Linked DNA regions of Homo sapiens: region 2 is linked to region 1. A link is a loop called in an ENCODE intact Hi-C map of the cell type or tissue named here. Cell type or tissue: heart right ventricle. All regions are shown on one strand. Each heading gives the region's core, and the rest is flanking DNA. Links, peaks and the distances in the headings are about the cores only.

The links. Peaks named below come from ENCODE experiments on the same cell type or tissue, not always from the same donor. Only the 100,000 strongest peaks of a DNase experiment are listed, where the experiment ranks them.
Region 2: it touches region 1 in a loop (2.1-fold over the local background); 1 of 110 quality-filtered maps calls a loop at or near these places.

What each region holds. Positions count from the first base shown.
Region 1 is chr2:207,224,724-207,237,421 of GRCh38, forward strand. All of the region lies in intron 3 of MYOSLID-AS1 (MYOSLID antisense RNA 1), which reads right to left. Among named protein-coding and RNA genes, the nearest start is that of MYOSLID, 8.7 kb to the right of the region's middle. RefSeq lists enhancers at 963-1,072, 1,193-1,302. In heart right ventricle, for the core only: a CTCF peak has its summit at 5,672; a DNase peak (open chromatin) is centred at 5,832; H3K27ac peaks cover 125 bases.
Region 2 is chr2:207,059,900-207,072,597 of GRCh38, forward strand. No RefSeq gene overlaps it. Among named protein-coding and RNA genes, the nearest start is that of MIR2355, 44 kb to the right of the region's middle. RefSeq lists an enhancer at 12,024-12,093. In heart right ventricle, for the core only: no CTCF peak of the experiment used is centred there; no DNase peak of the experiment used is centred there; H3K27ac peaks cover 724 bases.

The DNA of each region.
Region 1 (12,698 bases), core at 3,343-8,342:
GTACTAGAATCTTTCTATGATGTTCCCTGCCTCTTTAAATCAATAGAGCTTTGTCTCTTTTTCTCTTGTTCAGATGAATTTCCAATTGGAAATGTCATTTAAAGACAAAGAAAGAGCTCTGATGACTTAAGGAAACCAAATCACGCCTCTTCTATGAAACTTCCTCCTCCTTCCTGCCCTCCTCCAAACCCTTAGATGCTTTTCTCACTTCTTGCTTTTAATCTTTCCTCTCCTCCTGCCCAATCACTTAGCGTAAATGGGATGGAAGTGCTAAGTGGCTGCTCCCTCCCTCCTCTCAGCTGTACCACATTTGGGTGCTCCTAAAAGGCATCTCCCAGGCTGCTGTTGGCACCAAAGTCCTATGTTCGCAACCCTTTGCTTAAAACTAAAAGACAAAGCATGTGTTTAAAAGATGGCTGAGACACATGTGTGACTACTCTGCCCCCAAAGAGACTATAGCAGTAAAAAGTACCTGGTACAGGGTCAGAAAATGAATAATTCAAACTTTCCTCACATGCTGAATTAACCTTGACTTATTTCATGCCTCCCCGCCCCCATCACACCGATTTTGCTTCTCTCTGGGCTGGAGTGGGCTGGAGTCATTCAGGTGTACATTTTAATCCCTCCTGGAAACTTCTGCTCTATTTGAATCACAGAAAGTGAGAGCGATTGAATAAGTGTGAGCTCACTGCCCTGCAGGAAGGGGTGTCGTGTGGAAGCCCACAGTGACCAGTGCTTGGGGCTTTAGCCACACCCGTGTAAAATGACCAGGGATGTCCTTTCACTAATATTGCCGGCCAGAGGCTAAGGTGACTTGGGATTTAGGAAATGTCCCTCTTTTCACAACACTCATTTTTCTTTAAAAAGTCTTTTTCCCAATTTCCTTATATTACCCCCAATAATAAAAACTGCCTCCTTCATTGCACCAAGAAAATAAAAACTCTTTTCTGACCCAGCTCTTGGAAGGCAGGCAGAGTAGGCACTCTTATCTGTTTTAAAGTCATCTCATATTCCACAATACAATTACAGAATGTGGTGGTATGTTTCTCCCTTTATGTTAGGCACAAAGCCATCCAGGGGAGCAAGGTCTATGAAATAGGAAAGCCCAATTTGCACCCACATTGTTTTCGTAGGGTCTTCCCCCGACCTGCTTGGCAGGGGGCGTAGAAGCTGGTCAGAAGACACATGTACAAGACCAGCTGAAAGGGGGATGTGAACACACCTGGGTACATAGTGTGGTTTTCTTGGTTAGGCTATGAAATAAATACTGTGTGTCTTAAAGGCAACGTCTTTAAAAGAAGACGACGCACTCTGAGGTGAAAGGAAATCTGGGTTTTGCTTTAAGAAGCTTGTTCTCATTGGTAGGGCAAGGCTCATTTCTGTAAGAATGCTCTCAGCACTGTCCCATAGAACTTTCTGGAATGATGGAAATGGTCTGTCTCTGTGTTGTCCAATATGAGAGCCACTACTCACATGTGGCCATTGAATGATTAACTTTTAGCTACATAACTGAGAATCTGCATTTTTAATTTTATTGAATTTTAATTAATTTTTATTTAAACAGCCACATGTGCAAGACAAGGTGACCAGACAGATCCTATTCTCTGCTCCCTTTGTTTGTTTGCTTGTTTATTTAGAGCCAGCCCTGAGTATATCTATTCCCAGATACTCCCACCAGAAATTCTTTCAGCATTATCAACAAGGAGGAAGGAAGGGAGCAGCTTCCTGGATTGGATTCAGCTTCCTGTAGGTGCCAGGCCTGGGAAAAGTGCTTCCACATATCAAACTCATTTATCTGTGGTTGAATCCTTACAACTCTGCTCTATGTGACACTCTGTCCTCATTTTATAGCTGAGGAATCTGGAGGTGACAAATTTTGGTAAGTGAACTAAGCAGAAATGGAGTTTGAGTCTTTGCATCCAATCAGATAACCTTTCCATTACAAAGAGATGGTGTTATTCCCAATGCTATCCCCATTTCACAAAGAGGGAAAACAAGTCACTAATTACAGAACAAAGACCAGGGAGAAGTGGTAGGCACATAAGTTTGTGGTCTTTGTGGCTATGCATATCTTTCAGATTCAAGTGTATGTTGAAAGTACTCAATGAAGGAGTGTCTAATAAACTTTCATTTCTTGGTATCCAAGGTGTGGCAGGCAGGCCTGAAATGACCAATTCAAAGTCCCTCTTGTTGCTACTGAAGCATGTTTGAGACCTGCGAGGAGGAGGAGGCCTCTATCAGAGCAAAGAATTTGGAGCTGCTTCCAATCTGAAACTTCCTTAGCGTTGTAAAAAGCACCCTTCATTCGAAATCGCTCAGTGCCTGGACTCAGAGAAAGTGGGAGAGTTACCAAGGCTCGGGTACGTCTAGCACCCCTAGCCACCACGGTGCTAACCAGGAGGGTGATGAGGAGAAAGCTTTTCTCTGCTGGTAGCCATTCATGCAAGAAGTTTCCTAGAAGGTGATGTTGATTGTAATTAGAGCCTCCTCTCTGGGCGGACGAGGGGGCGGGGCGGAGGGGGGGTGGTTGTCTCAAATCCCAGTCCCGCAAATGCAGCTGGTGGCTGGGAAGCTGCCGCCTGGCATTCTCTCCAGAGAGAGTCTCAGCTGCTCTTGCTGTCTAGAATGATCACTTGGTGTAGTTTCCCAGGGTATGAGGTGGGGGGAGGGGGAAGATGGCAGCTCGGCCATGACGCGGAAGGGGGCAGTGACCGTCATGCAGGCGGCTTTTCACAGCGTGTGTCTGCCCCTGCCCGGGCAGCAGACTTCAGTTCCTCCCTGGTCCCTTGCTGGCTGTTCACTTTCTACACCAATGGGCTCTGAGGTGACAAGTTCAATTCCCAGCTCTGTCAAACCTGCATTTTCTTCCCTGACCTACTTTCCCCACTCTGCAGTGTTGGAACAATGCCTCGCTCTGTTCCCTGTTTAGACCCATCTTTTGCCTGCGCTGGTGCAGAAGCCCAGGCCTTTGCCAGGCTTTTTGCCTTGAATCCCTGACAAGTGTTGATGGGAAAATAAAAAAAGAGAAGGGGGAAAAAAATCCTTGCTATAAAACAGTCCAGCTCTCCCACAGATGCCCAGACTCCGGAGGGAGTGAAAGCTTCTCAGCAGCAAGGAAAGAAATCAAAAGGTTGTGCTTCTCCTCTCATCACCTCTCCCCTCTCCCCAGCCCCCAAGGCACAGTGAGAAGAAACTGAGGCAATGCCAAGAACACCCCGACCTCATGAGCTTCAAAGAAGCTGCTGCTGCAGTTCCCGGTTCTGAGGCACCTCCAAGACCACTCTCATCCAAACTCTCAAAACACTCCCCTTGGGTGAGCTGTCCCTTAAAAGGAACAGGGCTGGGCCTTCACAAAGGCTCCTGTGAGACTTCTACCCCCTATGGGTCTGGTAGCACCAAGGGATTTCTCATGCTATGACCACAGACATCATCAAGAGGGTAGAGAGACCAAGTGGCCAGTGAATTGGCACACATGAAGATTCTTTGTGATCTGTAAAGAAAGTGTAAAATCTGCAACAAACTGTGGAATAATCTGACATAGGAAGAGGTGGATGGTACAGAAGAACAATAAAATAATAGCCAGCCTTTATTGACTGGTTGCTTCATGCCACTACTGCTCTGTGTGCTTTTACATGTATAAAATGCGTATTTGTCATAAGACCCTTTGAAACGGCCCTACTGTCACTCCTATTTTATAGATGATGAAGCCCAGGACAGCACAAGGCTAGTGAGTGGTGCTGCACCCACGGAGTCTCTCCAGAGCCTGCACCTCTTACCCTCAGCTCGCCCTCCCCTCTGCTCCATCTTACACTCCAAGAACAGCTTGGTGGGCTGTGTCCTCCACAGCATGCCAGCAGCCCCCTCCTCCCACTCCAGCAAACCCCAGCCAAGACCACTCTGGCCCTGTTCCTCCAAGTGAACCCGAAACAACAGCCTCCTCCAGAACATCCTCCCTACTTCAGTTACTCCATTAGTTTCCTAAGATAATGTGGGCAAACATTTCTCAAATAATCCCTGTGGACAGCTGCCCATGCTGGGCACAGATAGGGCCTTCCCTGAGCTCACCCCCTCCTAGACCCTCCCAGTCTGGGGTGCACACATAGTCAGTCTGTGCAGAGAGGTGTTAAGAGGAAATCTGCTGGGGGACAGCAGGGGATGATTTTCCTCCTGGATAAAAGGAAAGAGCTCTACAAGGAACATGTTTTTTGCATCCTCTTTTCTGTTTGGCCCGCTGCCACATGAGGACACAGAGTTTAGAGTTGAAGCATCTTTTTCAAAATTATGAGAGAAATCACCTCTGAGATATTAAGGATAAAAATGTGAAAAGTCCCAGGAACTTGATGTCATTGAGCTGCTCCACCAACCCTGGAACTGCTGACTTCCAGACTTATTGTTAGATTTTTAAAAATTAATTTATATGATTAGTCTACCACCAGTTAGGATTCTGTTACTTGTAGCCCAAAGCACCTAACTGATAGAGTTACCTAAAAGCAGGCCCCGAGAAAGGGTGTGAAATGACTTCTTCTTCTCAGCGTTGGCCCTGCCTACCCCACTGCTACTCACCTGACTTACTTATCTCCTGCTCCTCTCCCCAGATGCTCCAGGAAAGGCCAACCTGGACGTCATCCTGCCTCATTTCCTGGCCCCTGCAATCACTACTCCTTCTACTGGAAAATTCCTCCCCAGTCTTCCCAAGGCTGCTTTCTTCTCTCCACTGACTTCATCTTGTCAGAGAGAAGTCCCCTGAGCACCCAACTTTGAGTGGCCACCCAGCAACTCTGTCTCAGTCACAATTTCCTTCATAGAAGTTATGACTCTATATAAATATCTTCATTGTTTGTTTAATGTCTCTGCACTTGACAGTTTGTTTGTCTTACCCAGAACATTACTTGGCTCGTAGCAAAATTCTAGACATTGGTGGGCACCAGAATCCCCTGCAGTGTTTTTTTTAGGAGTTTCAGGGGGTCCTTCTCCTCCTCTTTTTCCACCCGCTACTTCTTCTCTTCCTTCTCTCCTCCTCTTCCTTTCTCTTCTTTCTTTCCTCCTTCATCTGCTCCTCCTTCAAATCTGAGTGATGCCCTTTGTGCCTCCATTGATGGTGTAGAAGACCTATGTCCCATACTATTCTTTACAAATCGTTAGAATCACGGTTAAAGTCCAAAAGCTGAAATCTCAGTTTGATCATCTCCAGTAAGGCTTGATTTTTAGGTATCATTCTAAACGGGGATTCTGTGATGGAATGACAATGTGAGGCTGTTTCTAAGCTTCTTGTGTTCGTTTTACTGTATCGCTATGGTGGTTTTTAGTCTTTCAGACATTTTAATCTATGCTTAATTATGCTCATTCCCAGAGGTTCCTTAAAAGCAAATGGCACAATTTCTAAAAAATCAAATAAATAATACACATGAGGCCTGCTAGGACTTGATAGGAGCCCATCTGAGCAGTTGAAGGAATGGCGGCCATCAGAGGGCCTGAGAACAAGGGTTTAGAGAATCATCGCCTTCCCTTTCAGCATTCACAGCCACTCAAGACAAATCTCCGAAACCTGGGGAGATAGAGTCTTTGCCAACTCTGTGCCCTAGCCTCTCCTCTCAAATTGGAATTGAGTCTGCTAAAATGGATTGGTTTTTGTGATCACTTTACCAAGAAGGATAACTGTAATTCATCTTTCTTCCAAAGGGGGCAACATGGAGTCCATCCCGGAGCACTGGGGAAAGGGACCCAGAGGCTGTCCTGCCACTCTGCACTAACAACAAGGAACAGTGTAAGGTTGGGGCATTGATGTCCCTTTCTAGGGCACCTGGAGCTCTTTTGGCTTGCGAATGGACATCTGCTGATTTTGCCTGTCTGGGACCTGGTCACTCTCTGCCACACTTTGGATCTTCCCTTGTGGCGGGCAGTCAAAGGGACCATCAGTTAAGGTTCCACACTCTTATCTAGCCAAGAGGTTGGAATGAAGCCCAAGCTGGGTCAGTCAGATTCGCATAGGAATTTTAACCTTGAACAGGAAAAGGAAAGAAATTGAAGATGACGTGAAACACTGGTACTTCCCTAAAGAGACTATTACTTCCTGCTACTTAAATTCTCTAGTTCCAGTACTTTCTGATACTTGATTTTCAGCATTGGCTTTTGCTAAATGACTACTACATATCCTTCAATTAACTCCTCTTTTCCCTTGTGAGTTGACAGAGTAAAATCTGTAACTTACAACAAAATGACTAAATTATAGACTTCTTAAGCAATGCAGTCCAGAGTTTGACACCTGCTCCCACCACTGAGGCCTCAGAATATGTTTATGTTATATGTCCTTGACTAACTCAGGTATTAACAAAAATAATGCCCAAACAATTATCTCTCATCCCCACCCCCCAAAAAAATCTGGGTCACTTCTCCCTCTGATTTGCCATGTAATTCTCAAGTAGACAACACAAATAGCAGTTGCAGAGGCTAAGGGGAAAAAAGTGTTAAAAAAAAAAAAAACTTATCTGTCTTAAAAGTCATGAATGAAATAAAGGAAACTGTGTTCATAGCACCTGACTCACATGATTACTGTGGGTGAGCCATCAATATGTAGATAGAAAGAAAATAATTGGCATAAGCTCCTTGAAATTTCTGCCTACAGCCTCCCCAAGGAGGCCTTGGGGAGAATTCAGATAGCATTTGAACAGCCAGGGTTCAGTAATGAGAACTGACATTCTAGTGTGTAGTACAAAAGGCACTTCCCTCCCGGAACCACGAAAAGTACTTTAATCAGCCAAAACGTTGCTACTGTTAAAAAAAAAGAAAAAGAAAAAAAAGGAGGGGGAGGGGATAAAACAGCCCCCTCGTTTATTGTTTCTCCACCACTGCTATGCCCAACTCCTACTGAATGGACGAGCCCCTTTGGCATCATCTTATGCCTACCTCATTAATGCCACTTGCTCACTGCTATGCCAGAAAACCCAGCTGATTCACAGGAAACCCTGAGCTGAAGGTTGCCTGGGTTTTGAGTTGCTTATGCACACAATTCACACTCCATGTGTCAGAAGCCCCCTCCATTCTGCAAATCACTCAGTGAGCCTGAAAAGTGGGAAACTGGCTTTGTACTGTCTCTGGCTCCCCCCTGAACAGTCAAACCCCAGGATGCCCACAAAATATTTGATTCCTTGTAAACTCAAAACAACCATCACAAAGAAGGAGAAAAGGTCAAATCCTCAAGTGAGGCACCCAGAGTGAACAGCCTGAGATATTGGAAAAGGTAAGCTGAGAAAATACTCAGACTCCTCTAGCAGAAGCTAAAGATAAAACATGGCTTGCTTCGTGCCCAAGGCAGACATTGAGCAGATTCCATTCTGAGAAGTTCATTGGAGGGTGAGGTCTCCTTCTCCATACGCACCCCCTCTGTCATCCTCTCTGGTATCCAGTCTTGCCTCCTGGCATGCTATGTTTTTCTTTGTCCCCTTCCTTCTAGCTGAAGCAAATACTCTGTTACTAATAATTGTGGTTACCCACGTCATTCACAGACAATATTTTCAAGGCAATAATCATAGAATACCTTAGTGAGGCATTAGATTCTGAGGACTTTGGATATATATGCAGATTGCTTTATACAAACAGCCAAACACGTCCTTTCACACATGTGCAGAATCTAAGAACTGAAATATGATTGAAGTCACACCCCCCTTTCCTGAGGGAATCCTGCATTGACTTACTGGTCTGTGTGGGTTATAAAGACCTAGTCCCCTTGCCCTGATTCAGGACATCTCTGAAAATCCGTTCCAGCTCCAGAGTGCCCCTTTAAGACATGGGAAAACAAAACAAAACAAAACAAACAAACAAAAAATGCCATGCTGCATCACAGTCCAACATCTCCCTATGCTCAGTCCTGCTTTACTTACTCCCTCAACAATGTTGACCCTGAGAACACTTCCCAATGAACTTATTGCATTAAATTAAAAAAAAAAAAAAAAAAGAAAAGCTAGAAAAGACTGAAGAGGTCTTAAAACCCAACCCCCTACGCAGTCCGCCCAGTAGGACTCGCTTCTGTGCTATCCTAGAGATAATCAAATGGCCTTCCCTTTAACCTTCCAAGTGTTTGGGGTTTCCAGATTCTTACACAGAAGTGAAGAGGAGAAAATGCTCTTTGGGGTAGGCAAATCTCTGACATCAGAGACGTTTGACACCATGAAATTCTGTAAGGTGATGAAGTAGGGTCCAGAAAGAGAAAACAGCTGCTTGGCCAAAGGGTGCTACATGAAATTATTAAAATGTGATGCTTGGTCAGGTGAGGTGGCTCATGCCTGTAATCCCAGCACTTTGAGAGGCTGAAGTGGGCAGATCACTTGAGGCCAGGAGTTCAAGACCAGTCTGGCTAACATGGTGAAACCGCATCTCTACTAAATATACAACAAATTAACTGGGCACAGTGTGGTGGTACATGCCTGTAATTCCAGCTACTCAGGAGGCTGAGGCAGGAGAATCACTTGAACCTGGGAGGCAGAGGTTGCAGTGAGCCAAGATTGTGCCACTGCACTCCAGCCTGGGTGACAGAGAGAGACTCTGTCTCAAAAAAAAAAAAAAAAAAAGTGTTGCTCCAGTATATGTGAGTATCAAAATGCTGACAGAGAGAAAACATCAAATAGTACTCTGGTATTGTAGGCTGAATGTTTGTGTCCCTCCAAAATTCATATGTTAAAAACTAATCTTCCATGCAGTAGTGTTAACAGGTGGGGACTTTTAGGAGATAATTAGGTCACAAGGGCTCCACCTTTATGAGTGGTATTAAGTAACTTTGTAAAAGAAGCCTGAGGGAGCTTGTTTGCCCCTTTTGCCATGTGAAGACACAGCAAGAAGGTGCCATCTATGAAGTAGAGGATGAGACCTTACCAGACACAAAATCTGTTGGTGCTTTGATCTTGGGCTTCCCAGCCTCCAGAAGCAAGAAAATTCTGTGATCAAGAAATTTCTGTTTATAAATGACACAGTCTAAGGTATTTTTATAGCAGCCCAAACAGACTAAGACACCTAGTGTCCTTTCCCTTATAAAACCAAGCTAATGAAGGAATACAGTGGGCAATCCTGCCAAGAGTGGTATATAAACAACACAGGGAATTTATGATAAAAGGCCAAGGAAATGGGCAAGAAAAAAGGAGCTGAGAAAACAAGGACACTGCAGAGAGAACCATTAAACAAGCATCATGCTCCTGGCTTATCTCCTTTGCACACTGAGCTCCCAGAGGCTTCCAACAGAGCTCAGCACAGTGAAGACCAACACAGAGAGAGTTTGGCTTGTCACATGTCTAGCACAGCAGAGAAAAGTTGAACGAGAGGCTGTAAAACATGGAGTCAGCCGATTTCTAATAGTGAATCTGGATATTAATTTTTGCAATTTTTGCGGTTACTGTCTACAGAGATGGTTATCAATGTTTTTGATATGGCCTAAACTAAAGATGGAGAAAAAGTGAGTTGATGATGAGTTGGTGTGGATCTTCTTTTGGTAGGAGAAGAAGTTTTATCTGAGATCAGACTCTAGATTGTAAAAGAAAACTCCCCACAAAGGGACAAGCAATTTGTATGAGTGTGTGTCAGGTCCAGAACAAGACATTAGGGGTGGTAAGACCTGTGGACCTTTGTAAAATATATTCCAAACACTTTGCTGGCTGAACAATTACGTTTGTGGCTAAATTTCACTGCTGGTCTGCCAGTTTGCAACTCCTGCTCTAAAAGGTGACTGTCTTCCCAGATAATCTGAAGCTATCATCTGCTGCTCACACTCAGAGGGTGAACTGATGGCCTTACAGTTAGGCTTCTGTTTTATTCCTCGTCAAAGAATAGCCTCCCCCCACCATCCCTACCCCCTCCGCCAACTCCTCTCTGGTGTTTGCAGCCACCATCCCTATCACCATTTCTAGATTAGAAAAGAAGGCCAGTGGAACTGCCAAAATGGAGAGGAAGAAGGAGACCAAATTGGGAAAGAATGTTGGACAACATTAGCAGAAAACTAAAGGCAGGGTGAACACTGTTCCTCCAAGGTTGCTCAGATATAATATCCCAGCTATTTATGTAGACTCCGACTTCAGCATCTGAAGACAACTTCCTCATTCTTGAAGAAAAGGAAAGCATGGACATCTATTCAATACCTGGACCATGTCAACCAAATACCAGCTACCTTACCCCGAGGGTCCCAGAAGAAAGCAGGGTGGAGATGTGACCAAACTCTACATTTTTCCTTTTAGCCCTGAAGATTCTGATTCTTAGGCTACAGTTCAGTTAATTTTCCTTATTTAACAAGTCAATATGCCTATGAAAGCAGGAATACAGGAACCAAAGGAATAATCCATACATTAAATGTTTGAAACCAATACTAATACAGACTAAAACTTAAAGAACTTAGGCTTAAACTGTGAACATGCAGACAAGAAAATTACTTCTGTTTTCAAAGCTCCTAAGCAAAGGCCCCACCTCCCAATGCCACACACTGTTCTATTTTCTGAGGCTGTGATCAAAAGCACATACCGGCACTAAGTACCTGAGATGAAAGTGGGAAGAAAGACAATAAATTCAAAACCAAAATCAAATGGAGTCATTTACAATGGGACCACCCAAACTTCACATTGGAAAGGAAATAGAAGAATTTGTTTTAAAGCAGAAACATCTTCTAGAATGATTTCTCTAACCCACTTACTTTACAGATAGAAAGACTAAGGTTAAAAGTGGTTACGTGATGAGACCATACCTCAGTCAGCTCGGTCTGCTAGAACAAATTACTGTAGAGTGGGTGGCTTACACAATGTTTGTTTCTCATGATTCTGCAGGTTGGGAGGTTCAAGAGCAAGGATCCATTGGCAGATATGAAGTGCAGTGAGGACTCTCTTTCTGGTTTGCAGACAGCTGTCTTCTCTCTGTATCCTCACAAAGTAGAGAACAGAAAAAGGAAAAAGCAAGCTCTCTCCTGATCCTTCATATGAGGGCACTAATCCCATTCATGAGTCCCCAACCTTGCGACCTAATGACCTCCCAAAGGCTCCACCTCCCAATGCCATCACATTGGGGGTTAGGATTTCAACATACCAATTTTGCAGGGAGCACAACACAAAGTCCATAACAGACCAACTTTATGTGCTAATTATTACTTCAGGGCTTGAGGATGTTGAGTCATGTCATAGTTTCCATTTCGAATTTCATCTCCAATTGGTTAAATAATTTCATCTCATTCCTGAGACTATTTGTGTCTCGGCTTCTCCCCATTTGAAAACACTCTTTAAACTCCTAAAACTTGACATTCAATTTGACAAATACGTATTAAGCACCTCATCATGTGTACCCAGCTCTATTCTAGGTGCTAGAGATCCAATGGAGAGGAGTCTGTGGAGAATAAGATGAGAAAGGAGCTTATGCTCTGAAGGGAAGATGTTTAGAAGCATTAGTTGACCAAGAATATCAAATGTATTAATATCATTTTGTTGCAGTTAATTTCTTCATGTAACTTAGATCATCTCATTCCTTTACATGGGTGTTCTTTCATAAAAAGAACTTGGGCTTTCTCAGAAACTAGATCCAAAGACATGACTTGTAATATGTGTCAGTACTATTGTTATCACAGGATTAAAAATAACAATGCTAAGGCAGGTTGCAGACATTGTTTACATCCACCCCATGACCTCTAGCACCAGTCTACATAAGAATACAGCAACTTCTGGAATGGATTACGGAGGGGCACTGGAAGAGTATTAGAAGTAGACTAGTAAAAAGGAAAAGAAAAAAAAAAAAGAAGAGAAAGAATGGAGAAAAACAACCAGGAGGGAGAAAAAATAACACTAATAAAAAGAAGGTGGAGCTAGAGAATGAAATAGAGAGAGGCAGAGAAAGCATACTGGGACTAGGTAGAGGCCAGGGAGGGACAACCTACGCACATCATTTAGGGAGGTGCTCATTCTTGAAGGGCCTAGATGTCTTGCTTTCCCCACCCTTGTCCCAGCCCTGGTACCAAGGGCCCCTTAGTGACCACATCAGTGCCACTGTTACCCAACACTGGCCAGTAACACATGTAATACCATCTGGGCATAGAGGAAGAAAAACTGCTGAATTAAGTTCTCTCTTTTATGCCACTCCTTCCCAAAGCTGCTCTTTCCTTCCAGGCCACACCAAGGTCTCTTCCTCTCTATTCAGGCTTGGTGAGCTGTTGAGCATTTAGGGATTGTTGCTTACTGCATGTAACTTTTGTGTCTCCAACTGGTGTGTGAGCAATCTGAAGACAGGCACCATGTCTAACTGTCCAGAAGGCCAAGGAAAGGATGGGTACACAGTAGCTTCTCATTAAATGACTGAATGAATAATTGATCAATTGGTTAGTTGTGATGATATTGCTCATCTGCAGAGCTGGAAACAGAGATAATGAACTTCAGTTCATTATTTGACCTTGGGCCATCCACTCATGCCTGCATCCCCTGAAATACAAGAGATCCCCTATCCTGTTCCCCTAAGCATCCACATCATCATACACAACAGGTATTATAAGAAGAGCTGATTGAGGGTGATACTACATTTGTATTAGAAGCCCTAGTGAACAACAGCAGAAAAAGCAGAATATAAAGCAATCCTCTCACTAAAAAATATTTAGTTTACTACTATCTTTACTTGAATAAGAGAATACCCAGATTGCCATACACTTTCATTTATAGGGGGAAAAAATCTACTGTGTATGCAGCTGGAATTCAAAA
Region 2 (12,698 bases), core at 2,563-7,562, 170 kb before region 1:
CCATGTTTCTTTTAAACTAAGACATGAACCCAAATCTTCTGCTCTAAATCCCTTGATGTTTTTATCTTGTCAAAATGCACTGAGAGAATGGGTGTTACCAAAAAAAAAAAAAAAAAAAAAGACCACGTATATTAAGAACATTCTAGAAGCCAGGTGCTTTGCCAGGTATTTTATATGTGTTATCGTATGTAATCCAGCCTGAGCTTTAGTCTTTTTTTTTTTTAAATTATTATTATACTTTAAGTTTTAGGGTACGGAGCTTTAGTCTTAAACGTCCAACTGCCTACTTCACTTCCCGCTTTGAAAATCTAATAAGTTCTCAAACTTACAGAGTCTAAGGTAGGATCGCAGATAGCCTAGACAAGAGATGGTAGCTCAGATGGAAGTGATTTTAGTAGAGGTGGAGAAAAATTAAGATGCTTAGGTTATATTTTAGAGAGCAGGTTCGCCGAGTTTGCTGATGGCGGGGAGAGGGAAGTGAGGAACCAAGAGGGACTCAAGTTTTTCACATAATCACTTTGGTGGATGCTGATGCTCTTTACTGAGACAGAGTGTTTGCTTAAAAATGTAAATCAGATAAGGCTGCTCCTCTGTTTAAATCCCTCGGTGGCTCCTTATTGCTCTTAGAGCAATCCCTCACCTTGCCCTATAAGGCACTCCATTATTTGGCCACTCTCCAGCCTCTCTTCCACCAAGTATACATTTGTTCTGTTTGCTCAGTCCCCAGCGGACTCCTCTCTGTCCTCCAGCTCTGCACTCCTGTCTCCTCCCTGGGCTTTGCTTTTGCTTCCTCTGCCCAGAAAACTCTACCCTTGATGCTCACTCTCCTCTCCTCAGATCTCAGTTCAGGTGTCACCTCCTTGGGGAAGCCTTTTCTGATCGTTCTGTCTCAAGTGCTCCCATGCTCACTGTCAAGTCTGCATTACCCTCTTTATTTCCTTTGCAGCACTGCATCACAATTTTAATTAACTTGTTCACAGATTTTTTTCCTTATTTATTGTCTAGGAACCCTGTCACCTCTGCTTTCTGAAATATATGCCCTTTAACTTTGAACAGTGCATATTAGCCTAGTAGATGCCCAATAAATATTTACCTAATGAATATTTATTCAACAAATAAACAACACTGAGACTAAGTACCATTATTATTTCCATATTACAGCTAAGGAGACAGAGGCCTAGATAATAATTTGCCAATTGCTTCACATTTAGTAGGTGGTACAGCCAAAAATTGATCCCAAGTGTATCTGACTCTTGCTTTTAATCAAAGATCTATACTGTGACCTTATTTTGTAAAAAAATTCCTTGTGTTTGTTCATCAAACATTTATTGAGCACTTATAATGTACCAGGCACAGCAGACCACACTGGACAAATTCTAGCTCTTCAAAAATGTGATACATTCCCTTTCTTCATGTGGCTTCCAAAGCAAGCAGGCAATCCTTTTGTAAGGTGAAAAAATTATCATCCATTCATTTTACACATTATGTGACTCATTTAAACCTGCACGTACTTGTTATAACAAAAGAATCTTAGGAATAAGCTAGTTCTTGAAATGGCATTTTTGTCTCCCTTCCTTCCCACTCCAGATGACAAGAATCCCTTCTTTTAGATGATTTTCTCTAATGGATGTTTTAGAAGATTTTTTAAATAGCTGACCAAAGTAAAATATATACAACTTATTTGGGGACCATCCAAGTGGTTTTTCATAACAGACCGAATTATTAGTGACACAGATGTGATCCCTTAAATTGGCATTAAAGGAAAACCTGGAGGAGGGAGCTGAAAGAAGTGAGTTGTATATTAAAAACCTGGGTTCAGAAGGGCACAGTGGCTCACGCCTGTAATCCCAACACTTTGGGAGGCCAAGGCAGGCACATCACGAGGTGAGGAGTTCAAGACCAGCCTGGCCAATATGGTGAAACCCCATTTCTACTAAAAATACAAAAATTAGCTGGGCATGGTGGAGTGTGCCTGTAGTCCCAGCTACTCGAGAGGCTGAGGCAGAAGAATTGCTTGAACTTGGGAGACAGAGGCTGCAGTGAGCCGATATCGCACCACTGCACTCCAGCCTGGGCAACAGAGCGAGACTCCATCTCAAAAACAAAACAAAAAACCTGGGTTCTAGTTCCAGTTCTAACACTAAACTAATGACAGCCAAGTCACAACCTTTTAAAAATTTCTTTTCTCATCAATGAAATGAAAAAAAAAAAAAAGAGTGCTTACTACCTACATCATAGGGAATCAGGAATTCCACATCATAAGACAAAATTGTGTGAAACTAATGAATTCATAAAAATGCTCTGAAAAGCCAATGGTTCCATGAAACATGTTTCTGTTATTTTAGGACCTCGTTTGCTCCTTAAAGGATGGGGAAAGTGGATGGGTCACAGGTACAAAGGGATAGAGAGCTCTGTTTTCTTTCCCAGCCTTATTCTTTCACTCATTCATGCTGGGATTCCATGCCTCTGAGCTTCCAGACACACAGTTTCTTCTGCCCGCCATGCCCTTTCCTCACTGATGATTTTCTTGTTCTATTTCAAGACTCAGGTTGAACCTCACTTTCCCTATACAGCCTCCCTGACTCCTCCCTCTAAGCAGAGTAATTGTTCCTTTTTCTGTGTTTTTTGAATATTGTGATCTACTTCTCAAATCTAGCTTATGTTAACATTATAGTGTCATCTGTTTATAGATCACTAGATTGGGAGCTTCAGGAGGGTAGGGACTGTCCAGTGTTCATGGGATTGTCTTCCTCACCTCCACCTTCCAGTAACAGCTCCTGTTCACCTACACCCATGTGGTTATCATAGGGTCCACCATCCTAGTCCAGTGTGACCCCACACCTTGCCCCTGCTGATGGGTTGGAGGTAGGCACCTGACAGAAGCAGAGAATCCCACCCCACAGGGCAGAGTTATCTGGTGAGCTCCTGGTCCAGGGCTAATCAGTGGCTTTCCTCGGGAATTCTGGAATTGGAACTGAGAAAAGGAATTCAGTCTCTCTGGTTTTGAAGCAAGAAATTTCAGAGCAATTGGTAGCCCTGTTTTCTGACAATAAGGGCAAAATCAATGGAAGTCTTTAGAAATAGAAGAATGAAATAAATGAACTGAGGGGAACAGAGCTCAGATGGAGGGTCCTGAGCTCTTGAACCCCCCATTCTAGAAGTCATGTTTCACTGCTAGGGTTTGCACAAAGACACCCTAGTATCCCTATAATAAATTATACCCTAGAGTCCTTATAATGAACTCCCCATTGTGCATAGACCACTTCGAGTTTTTGTCACCACCAAAAATAAATAAGTAAACATAAATGTTCAGTTCTAACTAATAGAATTTGCCTTGTGCATCTTTGGAATCCCTAGCGTTTGGCACAATCTTTAGCTCATTGTCTACTCACTAGTTAAATTAGTAAATTAATTAATCCTAATCCCAATTCCTGTGTCATACAGTTTTTACAATACTAAACAGAAATGCCTGACCTTATAAGTGACCAAACACAAAAATGTAGTTGTGTTTTTAGCTTTAAAAATGGACTTAAAAATATATTTCAACTTACCCTCTGAAAAAACCTTCAGGATATTTATAACTCAATTATAAATATAAGCATCTATTAAGTGAACCGAATATTTGGACATCCCATTACAGTAGGGTAAAAATTGCTTAATGAAATGCTGGTAGCACACAGTGGGTGAGAAAGAGAATGGACAGGAGAGTGATGTTTTGACCTTAGCCTTATAGCTTAGGACTGCTGGGACTGAACCTCCCTGGGCTTCAGTTTCCTCACTCAAAAAACAAAGAACAGATAAGATAGGGAGTTGGGCTTAGAGAAAATCTACCCTCCTGACCTCACAGATTTATTATGACTCTTAAATGAGGTAAGATGTTAAAGATCTTGGAGAGCTGTAACATAACAACCAAAATGGGTATAGCTTTCACTATTAATAGTTCACCATTATTGTCCTAGCTTTGCTAGTAATTACTTTGATAAATTGTTTTCTCTTTATTTTATGCCTGTTAGAGCTGTTATTAAAAATCTAAATAACCAAGTCAAATCAACCCAATCAGCTTTACTATTATAGTACTAGAAGTACTACCACCCGTGATTGGTTTGTGACAACCAATATAAAGGTCCCCTTAGAGAGAGATGGGGGACGGGTGGAAGAATGGCTCAGAATATTCTGCTGAAACACTCTTCGGTACCTTTCCCTTTTCTCTCAGCTTCTCTCTCTTTTCTTCAACTCTCACTGAGTGCTATTTCCCAAGACAGAAGTCTTTTATTATAATAATAGTATGTTAGACTTTCCTGATATTTTATTTTGAAGGAAATCCAAGTCATTGAACAAGCAAGTGTTGTCTCCTTTAAACGGCTGAAGAAACTGGCCCAGGGAGGCGATGCCCCCGGAAAGTCACACGGCTGGTGAGTGACAGAACCGAGGGGAAAGAGCTGAATCTTCTGCTCAGACCATCTAGAATACATGAACAATGCCATTGTTCTCTCTATACCAAAATAACTGAGGCAGGGAGGCCTAAATGGTCTTTGTTGCTGTTGGGAAGGAAAGGGGACAGAAATGAGCGGGCGCTTAATCACTGCGCCGCTGGCCCAATTTCCTCACCCTTCTTCCTCCCAGTGCTCTCCAAGAATTGCAGGAAATCAGACCTCTAATATGGAAAAACTAACACTTAGCAAAGAAAATGGCAAACATTCCCACCGGGGTTCTGTTTTCTGAGAGTGCATTGATTAGCTTTTCAAGGATGAAGTCTCCGGACAAAGAGCAGGATGGAACCTGGGAAACACCTGCCCCAGGCTCGCTGAGGATCCCCCTGTTAAGGGGCATCTTGGCTCTGTGTGGAGTGGGGGACACGGCACTTGGGGGGCTGCAGAAGAGGAAGGGAAAGAGAGAGGCCAAGTGCCACAAATGGAGATCCCCACCATTGTCTTTCTTGTCCTGAACCCCAAAGCTGAGGCCACAGTCCAAGCTTCGGGCTGAGCGTGAGCAGTGTGCGCATTTCTCCAAGAACCATGATTACCTTCAGATCCAGAAACACCCCGCCCCCGCCCCAGAATGATGAGAATTTCTGTTAGTAAAGATAATGACAGCCAGCACTTATCAAGCATGTTACATGTGCCAGGCCTGACTTCCCTCATTGTCCATGAATCAAATCGTGTAATTCTTAAAATCATCTCCAGGAGCTAATTAATACAGCTTGGATGGAAAACATGGCGGATAATTCATAATTAGTGTCTGGTTGTGCTTCACCATGTTTTTACATTTATCTTGCAATATAGGGCTTCTGATGTTTTTGGAAGTTATTCTAAACCAGAAGAGGAAGTCCTGTTGGAAAGATCTGACACAGAAGGATATGGAAAAGAGGCCCAGTGTCTCTCTCCAGCCATGTCCATGTTTCTCTGCAGCAGTTAGGGTGTTAGGGTTTCCAAGGGCTTCCCCAGGAGACTGAAGTCTGCAGTCACTTAGGGCAAGAAAAAGAGAAGCCACATGTCATCAGTTTTGTAGGAGAAAGCAGCATTAAATGTAAAACGAAGGCTTACCCCGGAGATACTACAATGTAGATGATAAAGATTTTCCTTCATGTGCTCAATTGTGCATTCTGTGGAAGATTGTATCTGTTGTCATTTGTGTACTCAGAGCCTAGCACAGAGATTGCCAGCATGTAAAACAGTCCTAATAAATATTTGTTGAATGAATGAAAAGAACGATGGAAAAGATAAACAGTTCTCTGGGACCATTCAAATTATTTTGCTGTTCTATAATTTTTATGTCAAATATTTCTGGAAATTATATTATCACAGAATTTATGAATAGAACTTTAAAATTCAGTTAATCCATTCTTTTTATGTTTTAGGAAAGAAAGAATGGGGCCCAGAAAGGCTAAGCAATGTGCCTCAGGTCACAAAGCTCACCAGAGGCACAGCTAGAGCTAGGACAATGCTTCCTGACTCCTCATCCACCATCATTTCTGCCTGTACACCATGTTGCCTCACACCTGGCAATAAGAAAACTCATCTTTGTCCTCACTGTAATGGAATAATGTGGGGTTTTTTCTTCATTATGCAGCTTTCCTCTTGATTTTCCTCTTAGTTCTCCTCTTGATTCTCTCTTGATTCACTGTCTTGAAAAGTGCTCTGAATTTTTTTACCCCTTAAGACTTTTGCAAGAAGATGCAGCAGAAGTATGGATGAGGAACAATTGGTAGTTCTGGAAAAGTGAGTGGGTCAATGCAAGAGTTGGCGTACACTGTAAATTATAAACACACAAAATAGAACTATTTGCAAGGCTGTGTTGAATATTCTGAGGGAGTTGACCCCAAAATAAATAGGAAGCCTCTTGCATTGCACTGAGGAAGCACACCTGAGCTGCCCATCTTTTCCTTCTTGCCTATGGTTCAGCCTTGGTTCTGGAAGGATAAACACATGTGCCTTGGCCTTGTCCCAGAGCAACAGCCAATTCAGCCACCTGGGAGCCTGGCCAATTAAATTCTTTCTCATGGGAAATTGGAATGGGGACCCAGAGACCGTGTCAGTGGGGAGCCAGGTAACAGGTTCTGTAGAGCCTGGGACTAAGGAAGTTTAGAGGCAGCTATGATAGAAGTGACATTAGGCCATATGCAATGGGTGAGGAGGCAAGGAAGTTCGTTTGTGGAAGGAAGAGAAAATATATAAAGAAAAGGAGAAATGAAATGAGAGAGAGGGAGAGGCCTGATAACTCTCAAATTCCCACAGCGATGATTTTTCCAACAGGGTTTCATCTAATCCCTCTACATCTTTTTTATTAATCTTTTTACCTTGATACAATTGTAGTACATTTTTGTTCTTTGCAAGGAGATGTTGACGTCTGAGTTGGAGCAGCCAATAGAGCAGAGGATACATTTTGCTTTTAAAGTGAACTGCTGCTGGAAAAGGAATGCAATTTTGAGAATGAGGATAGAAGAGAATAGAGCTGGCAGAAACAGGAAAGGGGACCCAAGAAGAACGAGGCATGGAGAATGCCACAGCAATGAGCCTGGGGAGGCTGAGGGGTGTGGGTGAATTGGCTGTCTTCCAGACACCCCGTTGACTTGGTGCCCAACCATTCACATTTTCTGTCCCCAAGAGCCAATCAGCTGCTCATCAGCACAGCACAGGGAAAGCATCAAAGGGATTTAATAATGGTTGGCAAATGTCAAATTACATTGAATCTAAACCAAATTCCAGACATTTAGGGCTGTGCAGTCATTAACAATCAATTAGTGCACTTGCTTTTCAGTCAAAGCATTTTTAATACCCTCTCCTTTCCATGACAAGGAGACACATGCTTCGCCTCCTTCTCCCCTCAGCAGCTGAGCAATGGATCCCTCCTCTAGCTTAGTCAGTAAAGGAACAATTTAGTTGCTGTTCTCATTGTGGTTTTCTCTCCTTGTTTGCACTTTCAGGAGTGGAAGGAAATGTTAAGTGGCATTTATACAGCCCATCCTGCAAATGTGGGCTAAGGAAGGAGAAATTGGTCATTTTTCTCTTTCTTAGGAATCATGAAATAATAAAAGTAAAGATGATGTAGAGAATCATCCAAAACCTTTTCTCTAGTCGGAATCATGAGACCATGGACTCTGGTACTCAGAGGAATGATGTATACCAACTATACAGGGAGGATGTTACGTGAACTCATTTCACCTCTAATAGCCCATGTTCTGATGCAGCAGGATTACATTCCAGCAACAGAGCCAGTAAACATTTACCACAAAACAAGACATCGTTCTATTGATTGCTGCGTATCTGCTCCATCCTTCCCTTTCCAAATTAGCTCAGATTTATGGCAATTCCCTTCCTGTTCCAAGAGCCAACCACATCCTCTCTGGGGTGCTGCAGGTCAGAGGAAGGAGATAAGCAGGGATCTGTCTCTGAGCATTCTCAGGAAGAGATTTCACAGGCGTTTTGAGAATTCCTCTTTTGCTCATATTTTTCCCTGCTAGGTCTTCCACAGGCCTATTCTTAGAATAACTTTCTCAGAATACACAAAAGCCCATTTTTGCAAACTGTGACATATATTCCTTCCTCCAATTTTGTTGATTAAAAAAATCTGGACATACAACTGGGCTTAGCTCAAAATGCTTTGTTGACAGACAACAGACTCATATGGGGTCTTCAAGCTCTCTCTCTCTCTCTCTCTCTCTCTCTCTCTCTCTCTCTCTCTCTCTCTCTCGGGGTCCTCAAGCTCTTAGTCCCAGGGAGCTTCTGCTTAAAAGCTGAGCTTCAGTGGCAAAAAATGGCAGTGAGGAAGAAGGCAAAATTTTAAAAAACGAAGAGGACTTGCAACGTAGACGGTGCCCATGGCTTCTGAGAAGCCAAGGGTAAGACACAGACTGTATAGTCTTACATCTTAAAGCAGGCAAGTTCTTCAGTCTTGGTAACAGGTATTTCTCTTCTTTTTCTTTTCTTTTCCTTTTCTTTTATCTTTTCTTTTTTTTTTTTTTAGACAGGAACTCGCTCTGTCTCCCAGGCTAGAGTACAGTGGTGCGATCTTGGCTCACTGCAACTTCTGCCTCCCAGGTTCAAGCGATTCTCCTGCCTCAGCCTCCTGAGTAGCTGGGATTACAGGCGTGCGCTACCACACCCAGTTAATTTGTATATTTTTCATAGAGATGGGGTTTTGCCATGCTGGACAGGCTGGTCTCGAACTCCTGGTCTCAAGTGATCCGCCCGCCTTGGCCTCCCAAATTACTGGGATTACAGACATGAGCCACTGCGCCTGGCCAGTAACAGATATTTCTATGCTCGGTTTGGGGCCTGGGCCAGAGATTATCTCAGCAAAGGGCGTGAGATGCCAAGTCCATATAAGAGGACTGAATCAAACCCAACCAAATACAAACTACTATCCCCAAAGAGTTACCACCATAGATGTCTTTTCTGGGAAAAGACCCAGGGATAGTCGATTTCAGTACATTTTCAAGAGTGGGTTCCTGGAACTTTACCTGAACAGCTGCCTTCTTGGAAGTCACCCCATAGTGACTGGTGGTAGCGCAGTTTTCTTTGTGACAGATCCCAAACATATGCAGTGCAATGAACAGACATACCATACTTTAAGCAAATCATAAGTACAGATGTTTAAAAATCCATATTTTTCAGAAAACTAGAGAAGGCTTATTTTCTTTGTAAAAATGTTGCTTTGCTTTGCTTCACAGAATGATCCTTCTCCCAAAGTGTTTCTGAGACTGAGGTGGTCTGGGATGACCCTGAGAGAGCCTGTTAAAATGCAGATGTCCAAGCCCCACCCTGCAGAGGGTATGATTCAGGTTTGGGGTGAAACTCAGAAAACTGAATTTTTTTAAAAACACCCTTGATGATTCTGATGCAGGTGGTCTTGGCCCACACATTAAGAAACATTGCACATAGTGGGTTTCTGCATGCATTTAAACAGAAGTCCATTTCTGTTTGGAAAATTATTATGTTGTGTAACTCGAAGCCCACCTTTATTGTAATGGAAAAGACTGGAACTAAGGGAGAAGGTTTATATTTGGTATTTTACAATCCTAACTCTCTAAGATTCATAAGATAGCTATTTTATTATTATAATTTTTTATTGCTCATGCGTCTTGTTAAGAAACATTCAAATTTGTAAGTATGTGATTAACACACCTTATACAACATGCATTCCTATGCTGACCTACTGTCTGGCATATCACAGTGTTTAACAAATAGACATGTGTTGGAATCCTCCATGTTAGCCTGCAGTTTCCTGTTTCTAATTCTCCCTAGGGGGATCAGCAAAACAACCCAAATCATTCTCTCAGTAGCACCATTCTAAATTAGGCTGAAAAATGAACACCCTCCAACTGGGAGATAATGACTTTATAAAGGTACAGAGGAAGAGGGGAGGAGGAAGAAGGATGACCTAGGGGAGATGGGGCCATGTCATTGGGGTGACACTAGAGAAGGAAGCCCAATGTGGGTTTGGGAGATGGTTTATCATTGTGATTTTTTTTTTTTTTTTTTTTTTTTTTTTTTTTTTTTGCAGCTATCAGAAGGTAGAGAGGCGAGAGAAAGGCAAAACGGGAAAAGAGAATAAATGGGAAGAAAAATGAAAACAAAGAAACCAAGATTGGGAACAGAAAGGCGTTACCAGCTCTCAGCATCAAAGACAAGATTTACATTTTGGCCATTCATTAATATTGTCATCATGTACTATATGTGCATTGGAGTATAGTTAGATATTTCTAAGGAAAGAGAGAAAATAATTTTTTACAAGTTTGAGACAGCATCAGTTCATTTAAGGTTTCCAGTGGTAAATCTTTTGGTTTTTGTTTCCATGAGTTCAGCAAACCATGTAAATAAGATCAGAGTTTTAAATTTTCTAATAGTCTGGGTGCTTTGACTAGCAATCCTATAATCCTAGTTCATGTACTTCTCAGAACAGTCTGCTGCAAACTTAACCCCAAGAACAGAATGTTGTCGAGCTGCAAAAAGGGTGTCATCATTGCTTAGGTTCTGATGTTAGAGTTCACAAATGATGTCCTTTAAATATACCCCCCAGTGACTCAAACACATCCTCGTTTTTATGAAGGACTGTTGACTTTCTGCTCACAGCAAAATAAGGATGCTGAAAGTTGTTGATTTAAAGAACAGAAGCAAGGCCAGCAAGTAGGGATGTGTAATTGCCATTATTATCTGACAAGAAGCTGCCCACTTGCTTCTTGGGTCTGCCCTGCAGACCCAGGTTCCTGTAGACTCTCATTTTGGTCATGTAGGAGACTTTGCCTGCCAGAGAATATTGCTTCAGTTCCTTTATGAAATGGCATGACTATCCTGGAGTTCTGCAGTGATGGGCAAAAAACTGCCTGCCTGATTACTTACACTTCCCACCTCCTGAATCCCCAAATTGGGCACTTGCTTCTATTTTTTTTCTATCCATTATCTCCCTACCTCTCATCCTCCTTGCACTTAAAAACTTTTCATATGAACGGATGGAATAAACGCATTAACTTTAAGGTCCATATGATAGATAGGGCATAAAGAATGATGTGTTCCTGATTAGTTGTAATTTAAAAATAAGGAAACTCTTAGGCTAAAACAATAAACATTTAATAGTAGAATATCAAGTGTTTGGGAGCTGGTTGGAAAAATATTTTGGGGGCTGAGTTGTGTGTTCATGTGCATGTATAGGCAGTGGCCTGGGCATCTCAGAACTGTGCCACGAAGGTGAGCACATTTTGAAGCTGTGCCTCACAGCATGCATTAGTTTCTGGGCATTGACTGTTGATTGGGAAACCTGGGGAAAGGCACAGTCAAGATCTAATGCTCAGGGCTCCAACCCCAGAACAATGGCAGGACGTGGCCACGAGCCCACCCACCGAAAGCGCCTGTACCTGAGGGAATGGGTGTTCCAAGCAGGGGAAAACGAGGCAGAGTATGTGCGTTCACTCCACTCACAGGCCACATTATCTTTTTCCTCTTAGGGGATCTCTGCATCCTTAAGTAACTTCCCAGTCATCAAATCAGTCTTTATTAAATTTTCACATGCACTTAGTTTTCGATTCAATTTGAAATGTGCTCCGAGGAGCATCATATGGACTAAATAATTAGCTAAAGAGAAATGGTACAGCATAGATTTTAGAGAATGGCACAGAACAGTGCCTCTTAAATACCACCAGTAGTAACTGAGGGCTTTTATGTAACACAAAGATGTGTACTTTTATTTTGAGTTATTTATTTTCATTTTTATTTAAAGGAAAAAATGGCTTATCAGACCAGTAGTTTTGGGGATATTTTTGCTGAGAACAAAGCTAAAACAGGTATTTGGGTTTTAAAAAGTGTGTCAATTTAAAAAACGATTGAAGAAGTAATAAATAGTGCAAGGATAATAAAAGAATCTTGAAGGCTGTGCTCAAGTAACTGCAGTTTAAGAAACACTGCCAAGTCCAGGAGAGCATCACCGCATATCAATAGCCCTGGATTTACTCCTGTTGTGCAAAGGACGTACTATATGACCCTGGACAAGTTGGAACCTCTCTGAACCTCAGTTGACTGAAGTAGAACGGTGACATTGAAGGAGATTGCCAAGATCGCCTCCCATGGTAGCATGTGGTGATGCTATTGATATTACAGGTTACCTTCTGTGTCTAGTGAGGTGGAAATGGGGAAATGATGTCAATCGTGATACTATGTCTGGAGACATCATGTACATAAGCATCAAGTTGACTCCTCCTCACCCTGAAGCAGTGAGGTATAGAGAAAAGTCTGCCACTTACTGTGTTCCCTGGGCCTTGATCAAGTCACTTACTCTCTTTGAAGCCCAGTTTCTCTACTTGTTTTTTGAATTATGTTTTTAATTGACAAATAAAAATCATATATATTTATTGTAAACAACCTGTTTTAAAATGTGTATACATTGTGGAATGGCTCAGTCAAGCCATAATTAACATATGCATTACCTCATATACTTACCATTTTTGTGGTGAGAACATTTAAAATTTATTCTCTTAGTGATTTTTGCACAAATACATTTCCAGTGATTATAGTGACCATGTAGTACAATAGATCCTTGTATTCCTCCTGTAGAACTGAAATTTTACATCCTTTGACCAACATCTCCCCAACCCCTCCTCACTTCAAAGCCCCTGGTAACCACGATTCTACTCTCTATGAGTTCAACTTTTTTAGATTCTGCATATAAGTGAGATAATGCAATATTTGTCTTTCTGTGCCCCCAGTTTT